Regions from separate parts of the Mus musculus genome. Here region 1 is linked to region 2. Evidence: chromatin loops called from intact Hi-C (ENCODE). Cell type or tissue: left cerebral cortex. All regions are shown on one strand.

Region 1 (8,000 bases), 400 kb after region 2:
GTCAAACAAATAGATGAAAAGCCATCATTTATAAGGAATTAATGGCTAACTGGAAAAGGCACTTTTATGCACGGTCCAGGTATATCTGTATTTATTTAAATTGTATAGCTGCAAGTAAGCATGAGAAAAAAAAAGGTATTTGTCTCCTGTAAAACATATCCAAACTATTTTCCTTACCATCAGGTGAGCCACTGAAGAATAGCACTGTCATTCCAAGGCTACTTTGTGTGTGTGTGTCCATGCATCCCAGGCTGGTTTTATACCTGCTATATAGTTAAGGATGACCTTAAACTTCTGTTTCTATTCACCAAGTGCTAGGATTACATCCATGCACCAACAGTCCTAGTTTGTAAGGCAGCAGGGATCAAACCAGTGCATCGTGCATGTTAGGCAAGCATCCTAACAACTAAAGCTATATCGCTAGCCCACAAGGCCACCATTTGATGACACGCTTTATATTCCTCTCCCTTCAGTCTTGCCTGGTATAAATACATATTTATTTGATATAAAAATGAGCAAAGAATTCAAGGCTTCTGGAATACTGTAATAAAATAAGCTAAGTCCTAATTTGAGTCTAGAAAAATGCCCCCAAACCAAATATTTTAAAGGGCAGTAAAGGAAGGCAAATACACCTCAGATCATCGTGTCAATGCAAAGACACACCTAATTCTGTTTGAGAGATGATTTGCTGAGTAACCAGACATCAGTAAACAGATCTGAACAGTCTTATTATCCACATATCAAAATTATGGATTTATCTACCTTTATGGTAGTATATAGAAAATAGAGCACATAGAAAACCATAGTCACAGTGTAGACACTTTGGATTTGGAGAGTAATTTGCCATTGCATTTGTTTTTAATAGCACCCTTCATTTGGCATTTAAACAGGATTAGTTGACAATGGTCTTCTATCTATATTACAAGCAATTTGAAACCTTTGCAGTTGTGGGACTGATGGGTAAAAAAGCTGGGAGGATGAACCATCTGCCCCAGGCTATCAAAGGAGAGGCAAAACTATCTGCATTCTCCCAGCCACAGTCAGCTAAAACCTCACAGGGCAGCCCCCAGGGTGTTAGAAGCACGGGAAACCAGGAGCAATAGCTCTCCTTTGCCTTGTCTCCTGCACCTAATCCTCCCTCACGTCCTAATCCCACCCTCTCCTGTAGCCTGCTGATTCTGACTCATCCCTTACTTCCTCTCTTAACCTAAAGTTATAAACACATTGGAGTCTTTTAATAATATCCCTATCATTCTTACCCTGTATTTACCTCTAGCGCTCTTTCCTGCCTTCCCTTCTGTAAAGATTATGAAAGTTATTAAAATTCATTGCATCATACTACCCTTTACTCTCATACTTCAAGAGAAGAAGTACGGGAGGGATCCTCCTTCATGTTTCTTACCCTGATCATATGAGACCTTGAGCAATGTTGACCTTCACTCCTTCCTTTCTAGACTTATCTTTTTTTTTTTTTTTTTTCAATTTCTACTGTACAAGAGACCTTTTGATTCCTCTTAATCCTGGAATTTATTTTTAATTTGAAATCTGATTCTACCAGGTTACCTATGTGGCCTTGGGTAGGTTACATTAAAAAGCAAGTGCTGATTGTGCTGAACTCACCAACCTTTGACTCGCCTTTCTGTGTCAGTCAGGCTTTCTGCCTGCAACAGAGGCAATGGTACAGTTTTGCAGTTTATCCTGCCAGCTTGACTGGATTGAATGATGTCTAGAGAATTAGTGAAGCACCATTTTGGGGGGTATGTTTTTGAAGGAATTTCCAGAGAAGACTGGTATGTGGCAGACACAAGTGAGGAGGACTCACCCTGCACTTGGGAAGTGCCACACAGGTGAAAGGAAAAACGGAAGAAAAGGGAACGCTTTCTGCTCTTGGGGAGTTTTGGGTTTTATTTCGACTTGATTTGTTCTTGATGCTGCTCTTCTTTGAGGACATGTGTAGCTGACCTTTGCTACTTTGTGGGTTCTTCTTTTTCCCACCCTTTATAACCTCACCTGTTTTAGCCTTTATGAATAGATAGGAGAGAAATAAGGATGAGGGTAGGGAGGGAGAGACAGATAGACACACACACACACAAAGATCCCTAAATCTAGTTTGTTGCAGTAGATGATTAATCTGCTCTAATCTTCCTGGCAACAACATGAGTTCCTTGCTACTCACCCCAATGTTTTGGATTCCATAATCACACACACACATACACACACACACACACACACACACACACACACACACACACACACAAAACCTTATATTTAATATGCTCAATGGCTAGGCCACTCCCAAACTTCCACGTTTCTAACACCTCCCCTCCAGTTATTAGTTTCTAAAATCTGTATTCCATCCTTGCTATCCTAGACCCAATTGTGGGGTGGGGACGCTCTTTACTGGCTCTTACATGATTGCTACTCTGTCTTCTGCAGCTCTCAAACCTGCAGCTCTCATTTCCTGGCATCATGATTCTAAATCCTCCTTCTTCTCTTGGACCCCTTGTCTGGGAATCCCAAAGTCCTACCTCTGCCTCGCTGCTCAGCCATTGGCCGCCAGCAACTTATTTACCAATCAGAAACAACTGGGGGCAGGGACCCTCAGGGTTTTACATGTGGAATTTTTGAGCAATTTTGGGAACTCAATTAGCATAATTCAAGCATTAAACCAAATCTATAACACTTATTTCTTTTGTTTCTTCTTTGAGCATGACTACTGTAACTACTGCCCCTGAATGACCAACCACAACCAATCCTGCTTATGGGAATCTAACATTTATATACCCTCTGGAAAGTTCCCAGAATTCCAAACATTGCACAGTCACAGAAACTATCTGCAGTTGGCAAAACCATGCCTCTCTTAAAGCATGAGGCAAACCATAGTCAGCTGCAGTGAAACAGCCCCACATCACCATATTTGGGATTAAAATGAAAACATATTCTTATTATATTTCTGTGTTTTTGAAAGAAACCAAAGTTCTAGAATTTTCACTACACATATGAGATTTGAGATCCTTTGAGTTGGGTCTGTATCATTTGGTTGTCTTGTTTGGAAGATTCCTTGGACTGAGCAATTACTGTTTTTTTACTCTCCAGACCTCCCAGGCAGACAGGCAAGGGCTAGCTAGCCTCTAATTGCATAAATCATTTCTAATATAGTTCTTTGTAATTACATATTCTAGTGGTCCTGTTCCTCTGGAGACTCCTGACAAATACTTCAGTCTAATCAAACAAGTCTTATAAGAAATGGTGAGTCATCAGGAAACCATTACCAGACTTTGGAGAAAACAAATTTAGGAAAGGACAATTCTTTCCAGGTTATAACACAGCTAATGTTAAAATCTCAGAGAAAGGTGATTAAGATGAGTATCCAGGCTACCCTTGTCTCTTTCTCTCCCATTTTCTGCTGGCCTTGTTTACTTCTCAACCCTAATTGGAAACTGTCCTCAAACAGGACGTTGGCTGATACTTCAGAGGTCTGCATACCCAGGTGAAGAGCAAGGCAGACAAGAGTAGAGGGGGAACCTTATGGAGAATCAACAGAGAATGGCCACACACATGCACACTGCCCACTTCTCCTTGGTACATGTAAAATGGAAGATCAGAAGTTGTCTGTGGCCTGGTAAAAGAGGAGGCTTAGAATTAAAATGGGACTCTATTCCTATGGAGAACGAATGGATAGATAGATAGATAATCTAAGTGAATCTATAAATCTCTCTATGGATCAGTAGAAGCAACTGCCATTTGTTGCACAGGGGCAATCGTGCTTATTCCACTGAGCTAGGGTCACAAGTAAATGTTAAGAAGATGCTATCTCCTGTTGACATGAACACTATAGGAAAAGGGGCCAGCAAAGACTGATGTGGATGGCTACCATGCAAGTATGGCTATCCCATTGGTGGGGCAGGGCAGGAAAGTACTTTGTTGGAGACTGTGGCAGAAGTGTGGTTTGGGAGCATGAAGCTAAGATTCTCCAAGGTGTGCCAGGCGGTGGTGGCGCACGCCTTTAATCCCAGCACTCGGGAAGCAGAGGCAGGCAGATTTCTGAGTTCGAGGCCAGCCTGGTCTACAGAGTGAGTGCCAGGACAGCCAGGGCTACACAGAGAAATACTGTCTCAAAAAAAAAAAAAAAAAAAAAAAGAAAGAAAGAAAGACAGACAGACAGACAGACAGAAAGAAAGATAAAGTAGAATACAAAATCAACCTATAGAGAGGTCTGTAACCTTTCCATGTATCAATAAGAACATTTTCTGGAGAAAAATATACAATTTGCTATAGCAAACAAAACAAAGCAAACTGAAAACCTTATGACTGTGATGGCTTTTAAGGTGAACCGTCAATCTGACAGAAAGTAGAGATGAGACCCTGATTATCTGTGAGGGGTTGTGGTAGTGCATTCATTAAGGGGAGAACATCTGCTCCCTGTGGGTGGCATCATATCCTGGCGGGAGTCTCTAGAGAAGCAGCCTGCCTTTGCAGCTCTCTGCTTTCCATTGGGAGCATCCTGTGACTAGGTGCTTCAAGCTCCCCATGAAGACTTCCCTGAGAGGAGTGCTGGGAGGCAGAATAAATCCTCCTCCCTTAGGTTGTTTTTATCAAGAGTATTTTACCATAATGGGAAGACAAACTGAGATACCTAACCAGGGATGGAAAGACCGCTATGAAAACTTCAAAACACTAAAGGAAGCAGTAAAGAAGACGGTAGAGATGGGATTCTCCTTGGTTGTGGTTTGGCGGAATTAATATTTTGAAAATGGCTATACTGAAAATGATCTACAGATTCAATGCTATTATCAAAGTTCAATGACATTCTTCATGAGAACCAGAGGGGGGAAAAATCTTAGTTCACAGGGAAGCACAAGAGACCACAAATAACCAAAGCTAGCCTCAACAAAAAGCACAGTGATAACGTTTTTGAGTCATGGAGGGGAAGGGAAAGAGGGGCGTACTGTTCCTCAGACCTCATCTGATTTTACTGACAGGCAGGGGACTTTAGACTTGCTGACAAGGATCTAATGGTCCGCAGAGACAAAATGTGTTTCCTAAAAGACATCTTTCCCAAGAAAGTAAATATATTGCTCTTAGTTCAGGCCAAACAATGCATTCATAGAGATACCTCAAGCAAGGTTATCAAGACCAGTATATAAGGCTAGGTTTACTAAGGGCTAACATGAGGTGTAATGATATGTTCCCAACACCTACTCCCTACAACTAAACGCTGCCTTACTAAGAACACGTCCTTAACCTTTAATCTTACTACAAATTACACTCTTAGAGGAATATTAGAAAGAAGTGTTGGGAGGAGTCTTCCTTAGCAAGCTCTAAAGATGTAATGTGAGAGAGAGTCAGCCAAATCCCATGTATACCCATTATAATAAAACCTACTTGTGACTTTCTTCTTAGAGAAGCTTACTTTATAGTTGTCCAATCGAGTGTGCTTACCATATCTTTCTTAAGAAACTTTCTATTCCCCCCCCCCCATCTTTTCCAAGAAAGGCTTTCTCTATATAGCCCTGGCTATACTGGAACTCCCTCTGTGGACCAGGCTGGCCTTGAACATAGTTCTGCCTGCCTCTGCCTCCTGAATGATAGGGTTAAATGCATGTGCCACCGCCCCTGGCTGAACCTTTCTAGTCTTAATAAATCCAACTGTTGCCTTGAAATTCAGTTCTTTATAGTATCTAGGTTTTGCATGGGTAAAACTGCATGGCCTGGTACACGCGAGCACGTGCGTGCGCGCATACACACACACACACACACATAGAGAGAGAGAGAGAGAGAGAGAGAGAGACAGAGAGACAGAGAGAGAGAGAGAGAGAGAGTTATATCCATCTAAGTTTTAATAAAGTGCCAAGAACATACATTGGAAAAAATGACAACCTATTCAATAAATGTTGCCAAGAAGGCTGACTGTGAAATTAGATCCATATTTCTTAACTTGCAGAAAAATCAGTTCAAATGGATCAAAGATCTCCACATGAGATCAGAAGCTCTGAAAGTGCTAGAGAAAAACATCTGAATACATAAGTACAGGCAAGAACTTTCTAGAAAGGACTAACAGCACAGGAAAACACTGTAAGAAAGGACAAATGGGGTTGTACACAATGTAAAATTTTCTACACAGAAAAGGAAAGTTACTTTGATGAATAAAACAATCCTACACAATAGAAAACGATATCATTGCCAACTGTATGCCACACAAGGGTTAATATCTGGAATATATAAAGAACTGAAAAAATTAAATACTCCCAAATCTTCTAATCAATAAACTAGTTGACGATTTGAATGGACAATTTTCTAAGAAAGAAGCAGAAGCTACTAATAAATACCTTTGCTATCCATGAAGTGCAAATTAAAACTGCTGAGAGTTTATGTCATTCCAGTCAGAATGGATACCAGCCAAAAACAAATATGGATGAGGCTGTGGGAATAGAGGAACCCTTATTCACTGCTGGGGGGTAAGCTACCACAGTGCTGCCAGCCAGTGTGGAGATCAGGATGAAGGTTTCTTAAAAAGAAATAAACAAAAAGCAACCAAGCATGTCCCAGAATTTTTCCTGTCCAATTACATTAGGGCAGCAGGAGGCCTGTGATTGGACAGGGAAAAGGAAGGCCGAGCTAAGAGTTGAAGAGCCAGAGAGCATCCCAGGGGAGAAAGAGAAAGATGGAGGCAGACGTGCACCATGGTGGCTTTAACCAGCCACAGGTAGTTATGATATCATAAGGTTAGAATAATTAGGATATAGCTTTTATCATTATCAATTGGTTCTGAAATTATTGTATTGGCTTCTTGTAAATTGAGAATTTATTGATACATAAATCTGATTGGTTAATTATAAGGTTCAAGAGTTTTGCTTTACTTGGTTACTGGTATGTGGGACTTCTGATGGCAGAGAGGGAACTAGAGGCTCCAGGGACAAGTGAGCCAGATGCTGGGGGTGGGGGGTGCGGCTGGAGAGAGTTGATGGTGGCAGGAGCTCCAGAAGCCTGTTGGCCCCTCTGGGGAGTTGGCGGGTTGAGAGAAGCAGGAGCTCAGAGAATTGACAGGTTCATTTTTTAATATTTCCTGAAACACAAGCAAACCAAAAACTTTATATTATAAATAAACAAAAAAACCTATTCCACTATACCATTCCTGGATGAATATACCCAAAGGACACTGTAATGTACTATGGAGGTACTTGCATATTCACGTTTATGGCTGCTAAGAAATGGAACCTTCCTATAAACATACTAAGGAAAAGAATAGATCCAGAAAATGTGTTACATATGTGATACATAAACATAAGCAATTTTTCTTCAGCTCCAATGAACTTATGACGTTGTAGAAATAAAGATGTAACACATCTTTTTTTTTTTTTTTTTTTGGTTTTTCGAGACAGGGTTTCTCTGTGTAACCCTGGCTGTCTTGGAACTCACTCTGTAGACCAGGCTGGCCTTGAACTCAGAGATCTGCCTGCCTCTGCCTCCCAAGTGCTGGGATTAAAGGCGTGCGGCACCACTGCCCTGCTGTAACACATCTTTTAAGTAAACTAAACCAGACTCAAAGACTTACTCTCACATATGTGAAACCATGTATGTGTGTGTGTGTGTGTGTGTGTGTGTGTGTGTGTGTGTGTGTGTTGAACTACAAAGTCAGAGGTCTGAAGGAAGCAGGGAAGAGTGAAAGAGATGGTTACAGAATATACAAATTGTTACATGAATGAAGAAGGGAATTAAGCGGGAAGGAGACTATTAAGAGTGGGTCAGGGGGAGAGGAAGACAATAGGAGAGTGGGGCAATAAGAACAAATTATGTATTAAAACTCCATAATGAACACATGACTTGGGAGGTTAACCTAAAATTCAAAGTCTGTCAGGTATTCTAGGAAGCTAGGTTATCCGGCCTCACCAGACAATAAAAATGGCAACTTCCACAGTGTCTTTAGTTGGGGAAGACAGACAGTGAAGGATAAAATACACAGGGAAATCTCAGGCAGGGCTTGTGCTAGGAGAAAAGTA
Region 2 (8,000 bases):
AACATATTGTTAAGTTAAATAGCAATACTGTCATCTTCATTAAAAAGTTATGAAAGGCCTCAAGGATGGGTCAACATTTAAGAGCCCATACTACTCTTGCAATGGATCCAAATTATATTTCCTGTCAGGTAGATCACAGCTACAAATTATTCTAGCTTCAGGGGACCCAAAGCTTCTAGACTCTGTGGGCACTCGCCTGTGCATGCACATATGCCCATGCAATACAGGATTGTTCTTTAAGTCATGAAATGATCTAGGCACAGTGGTATACACGTGTAGTCTCAGGGATACATTAAAGGCTGAGACAGGTTACAGAAGGACTGCTTGATCCCAAGAGGTTTCAGCCAGCTTATACAATCAATACAGGGGACAACCCCACTCTTACCCTAAGACAGGATCTCATCACATAGTCCATGCTGGCCTGAAACTTGTTATGTAGCTGAGGCTGGCCTTGAACTTCTTTCTGTTCCTGCTGCCTCCATCTCCTAAGGGTTGAGATTACAACAGTGCACCACCTCCCTCAGTTTATGTAGTACTGTGGAGTGAACCCTGGGCCTTGTGCACAGTGAGTAAGTACTCTATCACCTAAGCTATATCCCAAGATTTGCTCTAGACTTTTTCATGCTGAAGACTTTTATTAAGGCTCTGGGATTATACAATATTTGTTTATTCAATCATTTCCTTATTTGTCTGGCAAATAGAATATGCTTGTTAATGTGCTATATATTATGTTAGACATTGGAGATATATTGTGAATACAAGACATATGGCTGTTTCCTCCTCAAGGACTAGCTTTCATAGTACTTGAGGGGGGGTGCTATACAAGCTGCCAAAGTGAGAAAAACAATGAATAGTCCCTACCCAGAGGTGACATCTAGGAACCACAACAATGACTGCCACGGGAAGATGTTCCAAAAGGTGCAATTGTGGTGCTCATATCTTGGTGGTAAGCTGTTGCATGTAGTTCCTACTACCCGACTTTAAGCTCTGAGTGGACAGCACTACCAGCCCCTGCCCAGAGAGTATTGGATCCGCGGATGAAAAACACAGACACACACACAGCTCAATTTCAACCTGGCTTATTGGCTCAATTGTTGGGTGCTTTTAGTCTCCTGTGGGTAGCGTGCCCTTCCCAATACTCTTAGCTCAGCACTTCTTAATCTACCCTTAGCTTAGTGTCCCAGTTACCTTCTCCTTGTTCAACAACCCCAAACTACCCTTGCCTTAGTTGCATTTCTAATCTCCCACCTGGGGAAGCAGCCTATGGCCATTCCACCCACAAGGTTAAACTTTTCTCCCTCTGAAGTATGGAGAAATCCCTCTTCCTCTTCTTGGTTTCTTGGTGTGCCTGCAGGGAGCTGGAAGTCCTGCCTCTTTTGTTCCATCCAACAGTTGGTCCCTTGCATCTTTATTAATCAGTCAAGAACCAGTTGAGGAATAAGACCTTAGGATCAGAATCACCTCCTACAGCAAGCATTAGAAATATGACTGGGCTGGGTAGTGGTGACACTTGGGAGGCAGAGGTAGGCAGATTTCTGAGTTTGAGGCCAGCCTGGTCTACAGAATAGAATAGTTAGTGGAGTACCCAGCCCCGAGGGCTATAACTCCACATAGAAGCAATACAACCTCTGTACCCCAGGCTCAGGGACTATAGTGGTTTGCATCGGAATATCTCCCATAGACTCCTGTGTTTGAATGGTTGGCTCATAGGGAGTTGCACTATTAGGAGTGGGGGAGGCTTTTCTAGAGTAAGTATGGCCTTGTTGAAAGAAGTGTGTCACTGGGAGGGGTGGACTTTGAGGTTTCTTATGCTCAAGTTCTGCCCAATGTGGAAGCTAGTCTCCCTTTGCCACCTGCTAGATCAAGATGTAGGACTCTCAGCTCCTTCTCCAGCACCATGCCTGCCTGCCTGCTGCTGTCACAATTCTTACCATGATGATAATGGAGTGAATCTCTGAAACCGTAAGACAGCCCCAATTAAATGTTTTTCTGTATTAGAGTTGCCTTGGCCATGGTGTCTCTTCACAGTAATAGAAACCATAACTAAGACAGGAAACATGTCAGAAGAGGGAGTAGAGAAATTGTAGGACCCAGAGGACCAGTGAAATTATATCTCTTAGAAATGACAGGGAAGGGGCTGGAGAGATGGCTCGGCAGTTAAGAGCACTGACTTCTCTTCCAAAGGTCCTGAGTTCAAATCCCAGTAACCACATGGTGGCTCACAACTATCCATAATGAGATCTGATGCCTTCTTCTGGTGTGTCTGAAGACAGCTACAATGTATTTACATATAAATAATAAATAAATCTTAATTTAAAAAAAAGAAATGACAGGGAATCTACACCCATGATTCCTCAACAATATGTCAAACAATGACAACAGTAACAGACATATTAAATCGGAAGGGCGAAATCTCAAAGGACCCTATTCCTGGACGAAGAACTATAGTCAATGGAGAACTAGTCTTCCCCAGGAATGAGCCACTGTTTATATAATACCAATTGATAGGGCCTGAAATTGTGTACATACAATCAACAGACTCAGCTGGCTGTATTGATACACTTATGTATATGTATATATATATATGCAATAATAATAATCAAATAAAAAGGGGCTATGAATCTGAAAGGGAATGGAGGAGTGTGTGGGAGGACTTGAAGGAGGAAAGAAAAGGGGGAATGAGGTAATCAAAAATTTAAAAAGGACTCTCCCCAAAAGATCTTTGTCTTCTGACTTCATCTGTCAATTGGAGATAGACAGTAGGAGGATAATGCAACTGTAAATATACTGTTAAAATGGAGTAGGGGGTGGCATGACAGAACATGAGCTCTACTGTCAACTTTGCCTCACTACAAACAAACACAGGAGGCAAATACCTTATTTAGCTCATTCCGGCAATTCAAGTACAAGGTAGAAGTTGTCCTCTGATGAGCGCTTCAGATGGCAAAGAGAAAATCAACGGTGGGAGTAACTCGGCCTCTCATCACAGAGCAAGCAAAGTGTGGAGACGTATGGGATACAAGACAGCAACGCATTTTCTTTTAAGGGTGTACACCTTTGATCACCCAAAGGCTCTTCCTCTTAACCTTTGACAACCCCTCCCAGTACTGTTTCTGCGGGGAACCAGTCTTTTACATACAAGCCTTTGCAGGACAATCCAAAACATGACTAGGGTAAAAGCAGGGTTCTGTGAATTGGTTTTGTAATTTTCTTCAACTCAGCGATCTTTACTGTGAGGTACTGGTACTCATTCTTCAACGGATAAGCTCTTTTTTTTTTTTTTTTTTTTTTTTTTTTTGCTGGGAGTGACACATCGTGAGTTTTCAAACCCCAGTCTACTGGAGACCCATCTAAGTTCTCATAGGGGTCACACCATAATAAGATCTTTATATTGCATTGTATCTTCCTGTTATTGGCCGCCCAAAGATGCTACATGAAAGAAAACATTGTTCTTTACCTTCCCTTAGGGTTTCCAGTTGGTACTTTATAGATTCAGGAAGAAAGAGTATGTCTTCAGAGAGCAACTTGAGGATCCTAAATGTGATTTGAGTAGTTTCGAATGTCTGCTGTTTATACGGACTGAAATGTAAGGGGCAACTCCCAATCTCCGGTACAGCTATTTCACTGTGGGACTTTTCAGCCACCTTGAGCATGGAGACCACACCCTAGATACTTGGGGACACCTGGAAGGTGAGTAAATAATTCTTCCGAAGTCACTCAGAAGAACCTCAGCAGGAAAGCTATTATTCTGATTGCATTTTTATTTGGATGTGTTCTAAACTTTGGTTTGTTTCTGTTGTTTTTTTAAAAAATGTAAATCGCATTGGAATCAAATGACAAAACATCAAAAAAGGGTAACAAAAATGTAAATAGAAAATAAGACAATAAGTCTGTTGAGTATTTAAAAACATTTATTAAAAAAACTGTGTGTGTGAGTGTGTGTGTTGATGTAGGCCTGATGAAGGTATTGGATTCCTTTTACTAGAGTTACAGGTGGTTTGTGAGCCACGAAATGTGGGTGCTGAGAACTGGCTTTTGTGACCTAAGCAAGATCAGTGAGCACCTTAATCAGTGTGCTAGCTCTTCAGTACAATGACCTTTTTTTAAAAAAAGAAAAATCTTTTGTAGGAAAAAGGTTTAATTTTTACATTATACAAAAAAGCCCCATTATTCTACAAAAACTAAAATGACAGTCTATTTTGTAAAACGGAAGTTGTAAAAGTTAACACTTATGCTTAAAGTGCCAAAAATCAAATGTCAGCACTCTTATTCCTAAAAAAAAAAATCAAGGAAAAGAGGAAAGCCTAATGCGCAGGCACCAACATTTCTCAGACAACAGATTCTCAGCTATGGTTCATAACAAAGAAGAAACCTCTCCGAAGAAAATGATAACCCAAGAAATAAGTTTTCTTCACCCAGCTGCAAAGTTTACCAGACAAGTTAGACTCTCCTACTTCCTGGAGGAGCTGAACTTGATTGCTCTGGTTTTGCCCGTAATCCAGTACAGGCCTTTCAGTGCCTCTCAAAGCTGCTCTTTATCCTCGGTTCCCTTAGTTTAAAAGATTCCTCACCCTCTCTTTCCCTTTGCCCCTCCTCTTGCTTACTTGATCTCTTCCCCTCCCCCACTTCCTAATCAGTCCTCCCGTCTCCCCTTTTCTCAGACTGGCTGGCTTTCCCTCCACACTTCTTCCCTCCCTCCTCCTTCTCCTCCTCCTCCTCCTCCTCCTCCCGGGCTCTTTCTTTCCTCTCCAGTCCCCTCCCCCAGCATGCCTCCCGGCGTGCTTCCCTTCCCCCGGCCTCGCGGTCCCGCACCCTCCCCTCCCCCGCCTCCTGCCTTGTGACACATCCTGGGCCCTCCCGGAGGCCGTAGCGGCGGCGCGGCGGCATTGCTGGCCACCACCTCCTCCCTAGCCGCAGCCCAGCTCAACCCGCGGCCCGCCGCGCTGTCGCTGCAGTCATGGCTGCTGACGGGGTGGACGAACGTTCGCCTCTGCTGTCAGCATCCCATTCGGGAAATGTCACTCCCACAGCCCCGCCGTACTTGCAGGAAAGCAGCCCCAGAGGTAAGGCCGGCATAGACCTTTCTGCTTCTCGCAGAAACGTCTGGAAGGATGGAAGGATGAATGCCGGGGAGCTCTAGCGCGGAGGCGGAGGAGAGCTTCTCCCTTGGGCTGGGGGAAAAGGATGCCTTCCCAGGCTCTGCCTGCCTACCCGAAAGCCTGTCTGCAGGGCTTCGCTGCTGCTGCTTGTGGTGTGGAGTGTGTGCTTGAACACTTCCTTCCCAGCTTCAGGATCGGACATGAATTTTCCCAAGCTCCGAGCTGCTGTTTCCAAAGCAGCCCCTAAGTGCAGCTGGGCGGTGGTGCAGATCCTTCAGTCATTCACAAGTGCTTTCGGTTGCTGAAAAACACGGGGCACTGCTCACCCTGGCATCTGCCCTTGAGAGGACTTCAGCAGGAAACATCTTAGTCCCTTACACTCGGCCCCGGAGTGCAAGCAGGGAACTGCCTAACCAGAAGCAACAGAGTTTATCCCTAATATGTCCGAAATTCCTAAGCTACGGGCATTGCTGCCTGTAAGGAGTGTGTTTCATAGCTTCAGTGGTGAATGAAGAGCCTTCCGTTAGGAAGGAGGAATTTTTTAAATGCATGTCTGGGTGAGGTTGAAATTAACTTCTAAAAAGTTCCCCAAGTTTATACCGTATATATTTTTAGTTTTGTTTTTCAGTGTAGAATTAAAAAGGGATTTGGAGAAATGGTGTGGTGAAGGAGAAGTCTCTTTACCAAAGGATTCGATTTATTCAAGCACTGTCTTTGTTCAAAGTCTTTGGGAGTGTTTACTACGGTAGTCTGGAAGGCAAGCCTTACAGAGATCATTAAATATGGCACGTGCAAGCGTACCTTACTTCATCTTGCTCTTTTGGCTGGATGTGAATGAAGTTTAAAACCCAAGGAGGCCAAAGTTAATAGTGTTTTGGGAATATAAGCAGGTCACGTGTCTTGTAACACAACTTCTAAGTTCATGTCTGAAATGGGGCAGGGGGGGGCGCGGGGGGGGGCGGGAAACACTACAACAGGTTGAAGTTGTCTGGCATTTAACATTTCTTTTTAACATTTTATAACTTGAAAATCAACATTCTGGGTCTCAATCTATAAACAGAAGCAGAACAAAGGAAAACTGTGGTTAGCTGGGAGTAATTCAGAGTGATTGACAGCCTGAGAGGAAAGGGGCAAAGTCCAAGGGAACTGACACACAGAAAACGTACAAGTGACCCTTGTTGGCCAGAAGTCGGGGGATTTCCCTTACTGGCCATTTGATATTAATATTGTACTATCTAATCCTTAGTCACAGGTTCCTGAATGAGTGTTTCAGTTTTATTAATTTTTGTCTATGGAATAAAATTGATGATTTATTAAGGGACTGAGTTTGGACTGAAGTAATGGAAATACCTTTTCCTTATTTTAGTCAATCTGTGTTTAGGACAAACACACACACACACACACACATATATATATGTATATATATATATGGACCTGCATAGACTTCATTGTTCTCTATAGATTTCCTTAATTTGATCAGATTCCTCAAACTACAAAGAGAGTGGCATTTCCAATCAAGCACTGAAAAGAAGTCATTTTACTCTAAAGATCTCTTAACTTAAAGATCTTTTAACTCCTTTGGCCTAAGAGTACAATAATTTTTTTTTTGGAAACGATGGAGATATTTAAAACACTAATATATGGGATAACATCTATGAAGGAAGAAACGTAAATGAGAAGCAAAGTCATTTTTTTTAAGATTTATTTATTTATTATATGTAAGTACACTGTAGCTGTCTTCAGACACTCCAGAAGAGGGCGTCAGATCATGTTACAGATGGTTGTGAGCCACCATGTGGTTGCTGGGATTTGAACTTTGGACCTTCGGAAGAGCATTTGGGTGCTCTTACCCACTGAGCCATTTCACCAGCCCAAGCAAAGTCATTTTATTCGCATGATGACAGTATCTTTTCTTGATTACTAACAACTATTTGAGTAATACACACGTTCTAAATCTTGGACACTGTCCCATTCATTCATTCATTCATTCATTCATTCAGGAACTTTATGGGCCCTCACAGTATGTCACATGCTACACTTCTCTGAGTCAGGCTGACTAAAACTGGGCCTTTATGGAGCTCAGGTAGTGGAGAGAAAGAATAAATTCCAGAGTGATTCAGTTCAGATGCTTTTGTTTTGTTTTGTTTTGTTTTTGTTTTTTCCTCAGACAGGGTTTCTCTGTATAACCCTGGCTGTCCTAGAACTCACTGTGTAGACCAGGCTGGCCTTGAACTCAGAGATCTGCCTGCCTCTGCCTCTGGAGTTCTGGGATTAAAGGTATTCGACACTAATCTCTGGCAGTTCAGATTTTAAGACTTCTTTTATCATCAGATTCTGTTAATAGCTGCAAATAGTAAGCTTTTTAGTTGAAAACCAGTGACTAGAAATTGAATATACATTTTGGTGGGTAATTTTAGTTTACGATACCAACTATAATTATTCAAACTCTGTGTGTGTGTGTATTATACGTGTTTGTGTGTACAAGTGCTACAGGTCCACAATCATGTCTCTCTGTCATTTTCTAATTCAGTTTTTGAGACAGAGTCTCTCAGTCAACCTGGAGCTAATTGACTAAGCAATTCGAGATGACTATCAAAGCCCACAGGTCCTCCGGCCTCTTACTCCTCATGCCGGGGGTTCTAGTGTGCACCACCACACCCAGCTTTCTATGTGTGTTCTAGGGATCCAGACGTCAGTCCTCATGCTTCCGTAGTAAACACGTGATCAGCTTCACTGTCTTTATATCCTAATTACTCAGATGTTTAATAGGTTAAAAAGAGGGCGAGGAGGAGGAGGAAGAGGAAGAGGAGGAGGAGGCTTAACCACAACATTTTATAATCCATTGCTTTGTGCCACTCTTTTTAAAGATTTATTTTTTTATCTTATGTGTATGTGCCTGAG

The links. Peaks named below come from ENCODE experiments on the same cell type or tissue, not always from the same donor. Only the 100,000 strongest peaks of a DNase experiment are listed, where the experiment ranks them.
Region 1: a loop joins it to region 2, with 1.9 times the contacts of the local background. A loop is called at or near these places in 2 of 42 quality-filtered maps.

Annotation. Positions count from the first base shown.
Region 1 is chr4:15,255,691-15,263,690 of GRCm38, forward strand. No RefSeq gene overlaps it. Among named protein-coding and RNA genes, the nearest start is that of Tmem64, 6.1 kb to the right of the region's middle. In left cerebral cortex, no CTCF peak of the experiment used is centred here; a DNase peak (open chromatin) is centred at 4,465.
Region 2 is chr4:14,859,375-14,867,374 of GRCm38, forward strand. Pip4p2 (phosphatidylinositol-4,5-bisphosphate 4-phosphatase 2) reads left to right here and starts at 4,845. Exons shown (of 7, transcript NM_028264.4): 1 at 4,845-5,063. The coding sequence starts at 4,958. In left cerebral cortex, a CTCF peak has its summit at 4,899; DNase peaks (open chromatin) are centred at 4,848, 5,150 and 5,822; H3K4me3 peaks cover 2,111 bases; H3K27ac peaks cover 1,859 bases.